Linked DNA regions of Homo sapiens: region 2 is linked to region 1. Evidence: read pairs that join two places in POLR2A ChIA-PET (ENCODE). Cell type or tissue: OCI-LY7. All regions are shown on one strand. Links, peaks and the distances in the headings refer to the core of each region. The heading gives the core; the rest is flanking DNA.

Region 1 (5,000 bases), core at 1-5,000:
ATTGAATATCTACTGTGTATATCATCTTCTAGACTTATAAAGACGGCTAAGACATGGATCTTGCCCTCAGGTAGTTTAGAGATTAATGAGAGAGGGTAGTTTATACATGTCAATGTATGTTTCCCACTGATAGGGCAGTTGTGTTTTTTGTTTTTGTTTTTGTTTTTTTGAGACATAGTCTCACTCTGTCACCAGGCTAGAGTGCAGTGGGGCAATCTCGGCTCACTGCAATCTCTGCCTCCCGAGTTCAAGCAGTTCTCCTGCCTCAGCCTCCCGAGTAGCTGAGACTGCAGGCGTGCACCACCACACCCAGCTAATTTTTGTATTTTTAGTAGAGACGAGGTTTCACCATGTTGGCCAGGATGGTCTCCATCTCTTGACCTCGTGATCCGCCCTCCTAGGCCTTCCAAAGTGCTGGGATTACAGGCGTGAGCCACCACACCTGGCCTGATAGGGTGGTTTATTTATTTTTATTTTTATTTATTTTATTTATTTATTTTTGAGACGGAGTCTCCCTCTGTCGCCCAGGCTTGAGTGCAGTGGCGTGATCTCGGCTCACTGCAAGCTCTGCCTCCCGGGTTTATTTACGCCATTCTCCTGCCTCAGCCTCCTGAGTAGCTGGGACTACAGGCGCCTGCCACCATGCCCGGCTAATTTTTTGTATTTTTTTTAGTAGAGACGGGGCTTCACCGTGTTAGCCAGAATGGTCTTGATCTGACCTCGTGATCCGCCTGCCTCGGCCTCCCAAAGTGCTGGGATTACAGGTGTGAGCCACCGTGCCCAGCCAATAGGGCGGTTTTTATAGTTTGAGAGTTGGGGAAGGAACACTTTATTGTGAAGATGTCACTGGACTGCCACCAGAGAGAAAGCTTAAATTGGTCTAGACTGTAGTGTCAAGACTGCGTGCTTAGGTATATACTTTTAGGGAAAAGCTGTATCCACTGAGAGATGACATGGTTGAAAGATACAGTATAGGCTTTAGAGTCTGACAGATCTGGTAACTGAGCTACAATTTCTTCTTTGTAATACTTGCCTGCAATGTAAGCTCTATGAAAGTAGGGGCTTTGTGTTGTTCACCACCTCACCCCCATCTCCTAGAACAGTGGTAGGTGAGCAATAAATATCTGTTGAATGGGGCCCAGTACGGCGGCTCACGCCTGTAATCCCAGCACTTTGGGAGGCCAAGGTAGAGGATTGCTTGAGCCCAGGAGTTCAAGACTGGTCTGGGCAACATGGCGAAATGCCATCTCGACCAAAAACATAAAATTGCCAGTCATGGTGATGTGCGCCTGTGGTCCCAGCTACTCGGGAGGCTGAGGCAGGAGGATTGCTTGGGCTCAGCTCAGGAGGTCGAAGTTGCAGCCAGCCATGTTTGTACCACTGCACTCCAGCCTGGGGAAGAGAATGAGACCTTGCCTCAAACAAACACATTGTACCAGTACTATCAGTAGTAGCATATGACTGAAATAACAAGGCTAGATTTTCAGTGTGGCTTATGAACTGATTTTGACAGCACCATTGTTTGAATGCTACATATATAATCACCTCCCCTTTTTGAAAATTTAGGCTTACTAATTTATGCTCACCATTTATACATGAGGAGAGATACATTCACCTCTTTTCAGTAGGCACAGTTAACTATTAACTGTCTCTTCTAATATATGCCTCTTTTGCAGTGATAAACATATTTCTGCTTTTTCTAAGTGTGATACATGTTTTGTATTTGTTTTTCTCTCTACTAATGATGTAAATTGTTTTGGGAGGTTAACTGCTTTGGAATAATTAAACAGCTTTATCAACAAGAGTAACTGATATCAGAAATTAGATTGATAGGCCGGTTGTGGTGGCTCACGCCTGTAATCCCAGTGCTTTGGGAGGCCGAGGTAGGCGGATCACCTAAGGTCAGGAGTTTGAGACTAGCCTGGACAACATGGTAAAACCCTGCCTCTACTAAAAATACAAAAATTAGCTGGGTGTGGTGGCAGGCGCCTGTAATCCCAGCTATTCGGGAGGCTGAGGCAGGAGAATCACTTGAACCTGGGAGGCATAGGTTGCAGTGAGCCGAGATCATGTCATTGCACTCCAGCCTGGGTGACAAGAGTGAAACTCTGTCTCAAAAAAAAAAAAAGAGATTGACACCCCCAATTCAGTGTCAAAAGTCTTATCTTGGAAAGGGTATAATTTCCAATTAAGACAGAGAATTTTTTTTTTTTCACTACAACAAAATTATGTGACTTTTCTCACCCTTCTCTAGATATCTAATTAGCCTGCAAGCTAACACTCTAAAGACATGAAACAGGCTGGGCTTATGTCTGTAATCCCAGCACTTTGGGAGGCTGAGGTGGAAGGATCACTGAAGCCCAGGAGGTCAAGACCAGCCTGGGCAACATGGTGAGACCCTGCCTCTACAAAAAAATTTCTAAAAATTAACCAGATATGGTGGCGTGTGCTTGTGGTCCCACCTACTCAGGATGCTGAGGCAAGAGGATCACTTGAGCTCAGGAGATTGAAGCTGTAGTGAGCTGTGATCACACCACACACCACACACTCCAGCCTGGGTGACAAAGGGAGACCCTGTCTCAAAAAACTGGAAAAAAAAAAACAAGATATGAAAGAACAGATCATTTCCCTTTTCCCTCTCTTGTGTTTGAGTTTCGTTTGTAAATATCCTTAATTATGTGACTTGAGGATAGGGTTAAAGTCAAATTACCACTTTTTTTTTTTTTTTTTTTTTTTTTTTTTTTTGTCTTTTGGAAACAGTACGGTAGTCGGAGCACCAACAATGAAGTTCAACTTACGGCTCTGCTGCTTGCTTCCTTGCTTGTCTGCTTGCTTGATTGATTGACAGGGTTTTGCTCTGTTGCCCAGGTTGGAGTGCAGTGGCATGATCATAGCTCACTGAAACCTCAAACTCCTGGGCTCAAGAGGTCCTCCTGCTTTAATCTCATGAGTTGCTGTGATTACAGGTGCATGCCACTGCACCCGGCCTGGCTTTACCATTGTAAACTTCGAGAACTTACAAGTTATCTGTCATGCCTCATTTCTCTCACCTGCAAAAATGGAATAATTAGTGCTACTCATAGTAATAGCTAATATGTATTAGGTGTTTGCTATATATACCAGTCACAGTTCTAAGAATTTTATTTGTATTAACTCACAATCCTCACATCAACCCTATGTATTGCTAGTATTATGCCCATTTACAGGTGAGACAACAGTGACAGAAACAGTAATTTGCTAAAGATTGGTGGAGTCAGGATTAGAACTTAGTCTGACTCTAGAGTTTATGCTCATAATCTCCACCTTCATAGTTTTTTGTTTTTTTTAATTTAGCATATAATCAAGAAATAGAGTAGTTTTGAAGATTAAATAAAATCTATATAAAATGGCTGTGACAAGCATTTACGGTATTAAGTACTACAGTTAGCTTCGAGTTTACAAAGCATTTTGCACACATTTTCTTTGATTGTCATAGGAATAACCAAATATGCTTGTGACCATCACTGTCCGGCAGGAAACAGGCACACATTTGGTCACTTTCCCAGTCATGCAGCATGTGTGCAGACAGTGCCCTGGTGTTGCTCCTCCATATCTAGATCATGTGGAATTTGAAGCATCACATTTTGAGAAAATTTAGTAGACATAAGTTGTTTTGGCCTGTCCAGCATCCAATCCAGGTTCTTCTGGGGATAACAGCTCAATTTTGCTTTGGAGAACAGTTCATCCCTGACCAACTAGGTGGTAGGCACATGGCCCAGGTCAGGCCAACAGATGTTAGGCAAATAGATGCTTTCCTCCTTTAATTTGAATCTTAGGTTGAATGACACAGTAACAAAAGTTCAATAAACAGTTGCAGCTCCTTCATCACAACCACAGGCTAATTCCTAATATCTGGGCACTAGAGCTGCTGTTGTTTTCAACGAGCTGAGTCTTCAGCTTTTCCTTGGTTTTATGTCCTACTACATATCCTTCCAATACATTCCTGTCTTTCATAACTTAAGTTACCCAAAGTCAGTTTTGGTGGCTTGCAGCTGAGACACCTTTAACTTTTACATGGCATGAGGTCATGTCATGTAAGAGTTAAAATAGGCCTGGTGTCGTGGCTCACGCCTGTAATCCCAGCCCTCTGGGAGGCCAAGGCAGGCGGATCCATTGGGCTAAGGAGTTTGAGACCCGCCTGGGCAACATAATGGGAACCTGTCTCTACAAAAAAAAACTTTAAAAATTATAAATAGCTGGGCATGGTGGCATGTGCCTGTAGTCCCAGCTACTTGGGAGGCTGAGGTGGGAAGATTACTTGAGCTTGGGAGGTCAAGGCTGCAGTGAGCTGTGATCGTGCCACTGTACGCCAGCCTGGGTGACAGAGCAAGACCCTGTCTCAAAAAAAAAAAAAAAAAAGTTAAAATAATCAGCTAACTTTAACCTGAAGAGGAGAGAAATCTTGGAGAAGATGTGGGTATCTTCAAATGTCTGAAGTATGTAGAATACAAAGTACCCCTAAAAAGACCAAAGAGTAGATATTACTAGCAAACAGATTTCTGCCCACGTTAAAGCCTAAGGCAGGGCTATCCACAGGTGACAGACTGTCTTGGTATGTGGAAATAGATACATCCACTAAATTGTTCAAGCCAAGACAAGATGGTCACCTGGGAGGAGTAATATGGGTTTAGTAATCTAATGGGGACTGGGTGTGGTGGCTCATGCCTGTAATTCCACTGCTTTGGGAGGCTGAGGCAGGATGATCGCTTGAGGCCAAGAGTTTGAGACTACCCTGGGCAACATAGCAAGACCAGCATCTCTACAAAAAAATAAGAAAAATTAGCCAGGCATGATGGTGTGTGCCTGTAGTCCTAGCTACTTGGGAGACTGGGGTGAGAGGATTGAGCCCAACAGTTTGAGGTTATAGTGAGCTGGAATAGTGCCACTGCATTCCAGCCTGGGTGACACAGCAAGACCCTGTGTATATTAAAAATAATAATATGGCCGGGCACGGTGGCTGA
Region 2 (7,716 bases), core at 1,451-6,450, 210 kb after region 1:
GAGCCCAGGAGCTCAAGACTGTGGTGAGCTGTGATCATGCCACTGCATTCCAGCATGGGTAACAGAGTGAGACTCCAACTCTAAAAAGAAGAAGAATGGCAGAAAGGAAACTAATGTTAACAGGGAAAATACCCATAGCCAAGTCTGCTAATTTAAAGATGAATGCTAAGGAATTTCCACGTCTTGTGAAGGCATGCATATCTTGTGCTAATTCTCTTAAGATTTAAGATGAATAGCCATAATAATTGTCATAATCTATCCCTCACTCCATTCTTCAGTTCCAAAAACCCTGTCTCCAAGAAGCTTGTCAAAAGCATACTTCCATCTAGTAATTTACACTTTCTTATTATACACAGTAAACATTTATTAAAAATAATAATATTCATAACAATAAACTTTTAAGGCATCCAACAATGTGGTAAGTGCCTGCCAGTATCATACTAGTTTACAGCCTTCCTCAGAATCAAAGTATGTATAAAGAACATCTGAAAGAGGGCAGTATAATGCTTAGCAAGCAGTATTCTCACACAACCAATAAAGACACAAATGCTGGCCAGGCGTGGTGGCTCACCCCTGTAATCCCAACACTTTAGGAGGCCAAGGTGGGTGGATCACCTGAGGTCAGGAGTTCAAGACCATCCTGGCCAACATGGTGAAACCCCGTCTCTACTAAAAATACAAAAATTAGCCGGGCATGGTGGCAGGCGCCTATAATCCCAGCTACTTGGGAGGCTGAGACAGGAGAATCTCTTGAACCTGGGAGGTGGAGGTTGCAGTGAGCCAAGACGGCGCCATTGCACTCCAGCCTGGGCAACAAGAGCGAAACTCCATCTCAAAAAAAAAAAAAAGACACAAATGCTGTTATAGAAGGAAACCAAAGTCCTAACTATAAAACATAAAAACCCATGCACTTTTAGTAAGAATTCATTCATGTGTTACTGTGTAACATTACTGTGTTAATCAAGCACTTTTCGAGCAAGGAAAAAATAAAATATGGACAAGTGGTGATTTTATAATAAAAACACAACATATGAACCACATTCATTGTACTTCTTCAAAAACCAACATTAATGACTATTAGGATGAATCATTTTTAGGACAGCAAATATAGAAACATGTAAAAAAAATATGTAAGCCCAATAATTTTTTTTAAACTCACCCATGTGATTTTTTTTCACTTTTCCTTTTTTGAGACAGGGTCTCATTCTGGCACCCAGACTGTAAAGCACTGGCATCATCATGGCTCACTACAGCCTCAAACTCCTGGGCTCAAGCATTCCTCCCACCTTAGCCTCCTGAGTAGCTGGGACTACAGGCGTGCACCACCACACCCAGCTAGTTTTTGTATTTTTTGTAGAGATGAGGTCTTGCTACATTGCCCAAGCTGGTCTCAAACTCCTAGCCTCAATCGATCCTCCCACCTTGATCTCTCAAAGTGTTGGGATTACAGGTGTCAGCCACTATGCCTGGTGACTTTTCCTAATTTTTAATTATGAAAGTTTATTTAAAATACAGAAAAATGAAATGATAAACCCAAATATAACAATTTATGACATACTGCCATATTTGCGTCAGATTTTAAGAAAGAGAATATTGGAAGTAAGTTGAAAGTTTCCCTCTTCATTCCACTGTCCTGTCTTCTCCTTCAGAAGTAAATATCCTGCTGAAGGTAATATAGCTTCTTTTAATCCACATCTTAAAACAATTTTGTAGCATACATATGTTTTCCTTAGACAACACAGTATTGGATTGACTGATGTGTTTGTTTAAAAGATGGGGTCTCACTATGCTGTCCAGGCTACACTGGAACTCCTGGGCTTAAGCAATTGTCCCGTCTCATCCTTTCATCTCAGCCTCCCAAGTAGCTGGGACTGTAGGCATGTTTTTATTTTGTCTTAACTGATCATAACAGGTATCACATTTAACTTCTTGTAACTTGCTTTTAATTTTTATTCTTTTTTTTTTTAAATAATAGAAACAGGCTTTCACAACATTGCTCAGGCTGGTCTTGAACTCCTGGCCTCAAGCAATCTTCCCACCTCAGCCTCAGTGCTGGATTACAGGCATGAGCCACCATGCCAAGCCACTTGCTTTCTTTTTTTTCAACATAATGCTTCCAGGATGTATCTATATTGACACATGTAGACCTGATTTGTCCATTCTGACTGTACTAGAGCAATAGGTTGCATTAAAATGCCACTGCTCGCTTATCCATTTCTCTGTAGCTTCCAAATTTTTTCCTATCACAAATATAAATGAAATTAAAACACGTGTACATGTTTCCTTTTGCATAAATGGAAGGTTCACCATTTATGCAAAATACATACAAGATGTATATTTTGTACTGCTGGTTCATAGGACATTCATCACCTTCACAAAATCTTGCCAAAAACTTTCTACAGAGCTCAATTTACACACCCATCAGCAGTGTATTAGGGTTTCTCTTTCCCCATATCCTTGTTAACAATTGGTAGTATGAGATTTTATAATATTTGCAAAATTTAAGTGTGTAAAATAGTATCCCATTGTTTGAGAAAGAGCCAACTTTATAGTTTTATTAGGTATATGGGCTTTCCCTTCTGTAATATTTTTAGTTCTAGATTATAATATGTATAATATATATACAACTTATTCCTTTCTTCTGTGCATCCACAGAGTCAGACACTATGGAATTTTACATCTAACATTTAATCCTACAATAGGAAAAAAAAGTTTTCTTTGCAATTATGATTTCCAAGTTGACATAAGCCTTTAGATAAATGATGATACGGAGTATCTTTAATCAAGGCATCCCATGTATCAGAATTTCATATAGCTCTACTCAGCAAAAAAGACAGGTATCTTACCTATACAGATAATTTGGTCTTACTTGTTAGATAATAGCTTTACTGGTATATAATTCACATACTATAAAATTCGCCCTTTCGAAGTATTCAACTCAGTGGATTTTAGTGTAATTTGCAAAGCTGTGGAACCATTACTACTAGCTAATACATCTTCTTTACCTTAAAAAGAAACCCCATTCCTATTAAGTGGTCACTCTCCATTCCCCTCTCTTCCAGCCCCCAGCAACTACTAATCTACTTTCTGTCTCTACGGATTTGCCTATTCTGGACATTTCACATAAATGGGATCATACAGTATGTGGTCCTTTATGACAGGCTTCTTTCACTTAGCATAATGTTTTCAAGGTTTATCCATGTTGAAGCATGTATTGGTACACCATTCCTTTTCATTGCCAAATAATATTCAACTGTATAGATATACCACATTTTATTTATCCACTCATCAGCTGATGGGCATTTGGACTATTCCATGTTTTCCCTATTATGAATAATGCTATTATGAATATTCATGTAAAAGTTTCTGTGTTGGTATATTTTTTCAATTCTCTTGAGTATATAACGATGAGAAGAATTGCTAGTCAAATGGTAATTCTACGTTATGCTATCTGACTTTAACACTAAGCAAATTTTAGCACTATGACATACATCAGGGTGCTGAATTCCTATGAGTTGCTTTAATCCTCTTCCCAAAAAAATTCATCAATTTGCTCTTATTCATAGTCTAAAAAAAAACTTCCCAAGGTTACTTCCTTCCATACAGCCACAGACGAAGGTTTTAACTTTATACACACATACACACACACACACACACACACACACACACCCTTCTCTACAATGTAAAGCAGTCTAACTTTGATTCCCTGGGAAACTGCACTGTTTGTTCAAAAATCAAGGTAAACCTACCTAACATATGAATACCATTAGCTCCTTTAAGGTTACAATTAAAGTTGCCCAGAACTCAGTTCATTATGTTATAGAAACAGAGTATGCACATTATGGTTCTTTCTGTATGAAAAAAAGGCTGATGGCAATCTGGCCAGGAGTACACAGGGGTGAGCTGAACAGTGCCCTCAGGTACTGCAATGCTAAGAGTCTCACTGGAGTGAAGCAGCTAATAGATTTAGAGCACATCCATGTCTTTTGCCAAATGAGGCAAAATAAAGTAAAAAGTCTTTAACAAATGGAGCTATGAAAGAGCCTGAAAAGCCTGAGAGCTACACAAGAGCTCTATTACTAATATTCTTCCCTGATTAAAAAAAACAGAGCTTTGTTTTGCCTGTAACAGACACTATCAATCCTCCCAGTAACTTGAAGGCAAATATAGCCACATGACAGCTCATTAGCATTTCAGAGAAAAAAACTATGATATTTAGTGAAAAACAAAATGTGTAATAATGAAACCATAGCTCCCTATGATGACACTAGGGGCCCAGCTCACAAACTAGGCAGTCAGAACTTTGGTAACCTTATCTTTTCTAAAGCTAAATTTTCCTGCAGAAGTGCCTCAAGACCAAAGAAGAGGACAATTCCCCAGCTTTACCTCTGGCTGGATTAGGCACACTCAAGCCACAAAACATAATACAAAGAGAATGTTGCAAGTAATCAGACTTGCAATTCAAGGAAAGCACAGTAAAGCAGAATCAAAAGACTCTCTAGGTCAGGGGTTCCCAACCCCCAGTCCATGGCCTGTTAGGAACCAGGCCACACAGCAGGACTGAGTAGTGGGGAGCAACTATTACGGCCTGAGCTCTGCCTCCTGTCAGATCAGCAGTGGCATTAGATTCTCATAGGCAGCATTAGATTCTCACAGGAGCACAAGCCCTACTGTAAAATACACATACAAGGGATCTAGGTTGCACCTTTCTTATGAGAATCTAATGCCTGATGATCTGAGGTGGAAGAGCTTCATCCCAAAACCTTGCCCCCCTGCCTCAGTCCATGGAAAAACTTTCTTCCACGAAACTGGTCCCTGGTGCCAAAAATGTTGGAGACCACTACTCTAGGTGGATCATAAGATCATAAGCACAGAGCAGTTCACAGAAAGTGCACAGGACGAGGTGCTCATCTCCAGTTTTCATCCCCATGTGGTATATATAGTATTTGTCATCTGCATAGTACTTTGTATGTCCAGACTATTTTATAATCACAATTCTGGGATTATTTCATCACAATAATCGAGTGTGACAGATTAAAATTTACTGTCCTTCTTCTAAGCATTCAGATTACAGTAGATGGGAAAAAAATCAGGATGGCAGAACAGAAAAACAGACTCTTGTAAGGTCTCAAAACCTTGTCAAAAACATGATAGAATTTCTGAATTTTAGGATTTGAAGAAATCTAAAGTGTCCAATGGTTTCCGATGCTAAGAAACTAAAGCTCAGAAGGGTTGTAAGCAATTTGCCCAAGGTCTCCAAATAAGTAAGTGGCAAAGCCAGGAAAACCCAGACATCATGACTCCCAAGTCAGCCTTTCCATACATACAACCATAGTGCCTTTTCCAAAAGCCAATAATAAAATAGATGCGGAGGATTCTGAGCTGTCTGGCTCAGCACGTTATCTTGTCTTTCAAAATGCTAAGTCTCAGGCAGGCGTGGTGGCTTGCGCCTATAATCCCAGCACTTTGGGAGGCTGAGGCAGGAGGATCACCTGAGGTTGGGAGTTTGAGACCAGCTTGACCAACATGGAGAAAACCTGTCTCTACTAAAAATGCAAAATTAGCCGGGTGTGGTGGCACATGCCTGTAATCCCAGCTACTCGGGAGACCGTAGCAGGAGAATCACCCAGGAGGCAGAGGTTGTGGTGAGCCAAAATCGCACCATTGCACTCCAACCTGGGCAACAAGAGTGAGACTCTGTCTCAAAAAAAAAAAAAAAAAAAGCCAAGTCTCTTGAGCTGGGCACAGTGGCTCAAGCCTTAATCCCAGCACTTTGGGAGGCTGAGGGGGGTGGATCACTTGAGGTCAGGAGTTTAGGACCGGCCTAGCCAACATAGTGAAACCCCATCTCTACTAAAAATACAAAAAATTAGCTGGGCGTGGTGGCGCACGCCTGTAGTCCCAGCTACCTGAGAGTCTGCGGTGGTAGGATCGCTTGAACCTGGGAGGTGGAGGTTGCAGTGAGCCAAGATCGCACCACTGCACTTCCAGCCTAGGCAAAAGAACAAGACTCGGTCTCAAAAAGAAAACAAAAAAGTCAAGTCTCTCCTCATATTCACTTACCAAAGAACAAAAATATTACAAGTCCAGAGAAGTCATCACTTCTGCCGATCTGAAGGGAAGAGGAAACAAGGCAGTCCAGGCCTCAATGCTGCTGAGCAGGAAGGCTCCATGGTGTAACTTGTTCTAGATGTCTGAGGTCGATGATTACTACTTTAATTTTTAACTTGTATGTAAAACATTATATAAACTTTTTTAAAAATCACATAGGCTAAATTTATAACAAAAAGTTATATATGCTGTATGATTCCACTTATATGAGGTACCTAGAGAGGTCAAAATCATAGACACAAAGTAGAAGGGTAGTTTCCAGGGGGAAGGAGGAGGAGGGAATAGGGACTTATTTGTTTAATGGGTGTAGAGTTTCCGTTTCACAAGCTGAAAAGAGTTCTGGAGATGGATGGTGATGACAGTTGCATAACATTATGAATGTATATAATACCACTGAACTATATACTTAAAATGATTAAGATGGTAAATTTCATGTGTATTTTAACACAATAAATGAAAGTGGGGGAAAGAAAGTAATAGTGAAGACAACATGACCAGAATAACATTTTAAAAGCATCAATTAGACAGCTAAAAGAACAGAGCTAGGTGATGGCAGGGGATGAGAGTTAGCAGAGAATGCAATTAGGAGGCTACTGGAGAAGTCTAGGAGAGAGATGAAGGTGGCTTAGCCAAGGGCAATAGTTGAGCAGAGAGATATAGTAAGACTTGGGATATATTTTAAAGCCTGAGTTAAAATTTCATGAACATATATCCTAACACAGTATTTTTAACTGCAATTCATAATACACAGGTCACAGAATCAATTTCCTAGGCCAACATCAACATCTTGCAATTAAATAAAATGGAATAAAATAGAAACGAGCAGATTGCACTGCACCTAATAAGGGTAAGTATTATTTCATGAAACTTTTGTTTTAGATATCGATATACTTACGTGTGTATTGGGTCTGAATGTAAAATACATCTTGAACGATGAACCACAGCCAAAAATGTTGAGAAACATTGCCCTAGAGACTGATAAAATGGTAGGTGGAAGTTGAGAGTAATTATTTTTTTTTATCTCCATCAAAGTCCTTACTAGGCTCAAGTGAAACAAGCTACAACAAGTTGAATTACATACCTAATAAAATCTTATTGATCTGCCAAACAAATACATCATTTGCTCTTCAAAAAAAAAAAAAAGAAGGAAAGAAAGAACAGTACAAACAATAACCAGGCATCACTGGAATGCGAAGCACAAATTGTATTATTTCCATCAACCATGAAGATACAAAGATTACTAAAGGAATAATGCCAATCTTCTTTAACCACTAAACCACTCTAGCCATTCAACTACTCTTAATTTTAGAAGTTAAACCCTACCAAAACACATTCATAATGGCAAACGCCCTCAGAATCTTCAGGAAAATACCTTACTCTCCCAACTGAGAAAATATGGCCTAATTCCCCTGGAATAATTCAGAGATTACATACTAAAGCTCTGAAGGATTTGTTCAAAAAGCTTCCTGCCATGAGCAATCACTGTTTTTTTCACTGATCAGGTCTTTATTAAAAATAAGCTGTCCAAAATTATTTGACCTTTATGGAATAAACCAACAAGCTCATGCAGCAGGCTTCGTTTCCTCTGTGGTAGGTTTTTTTTTC

Evidence for each region. Peaks named below come from ENCODE experiments on the same cell type or tissue, not always from the same donor. Only the 100,000 strongest peaks of a DNase experiment are listed, where the experiment ranks them.
Region 2: POLR2A ChIA-PET joins it to region 1 with 5 read pairs; 2 of 35 experiments call an interaction of 5 or more read pairs at or near these places.

What each region holds. Positions count from the first base shown.
Region 1 is chr22:40,373,466-40,378,465 of GRCh38, forward strand. The region is part of intron 1 of SGSM3 (small G protein signaling modulator 3); the gene reads left to right. It also overlaps a transcript of ADSL not described here. Among named protein-coding and RNA genes, the nearest start is that of SGSM3, 5.4 kb to the left of the region's middle. In OCI-LY7, for the core only: no CTCF peak of the experiment used is centred there; a DNase peak (open chromatin) is centred at 2,886; H3K4me3 peaks cover 1,813 bases; H3K27ac peaks cover 3,608 bases.
Region 2 is chr22:40,579,027-40,586,742 of GRCh38, forward strand. All of the region lies in intron 2 of MRTFA (myocardin related transcription factor A), which reads right to left. It also overlaps the pseudogene RPL4P6. Among named protein-coding and RNA genes, the nearest start is that of MRTFA, 54 kb to the right of the region's middle. In OCI-LY7, for the core only: no CTCF peak of the experiment used is centred there; no DNase peak of the experiment used is centred there.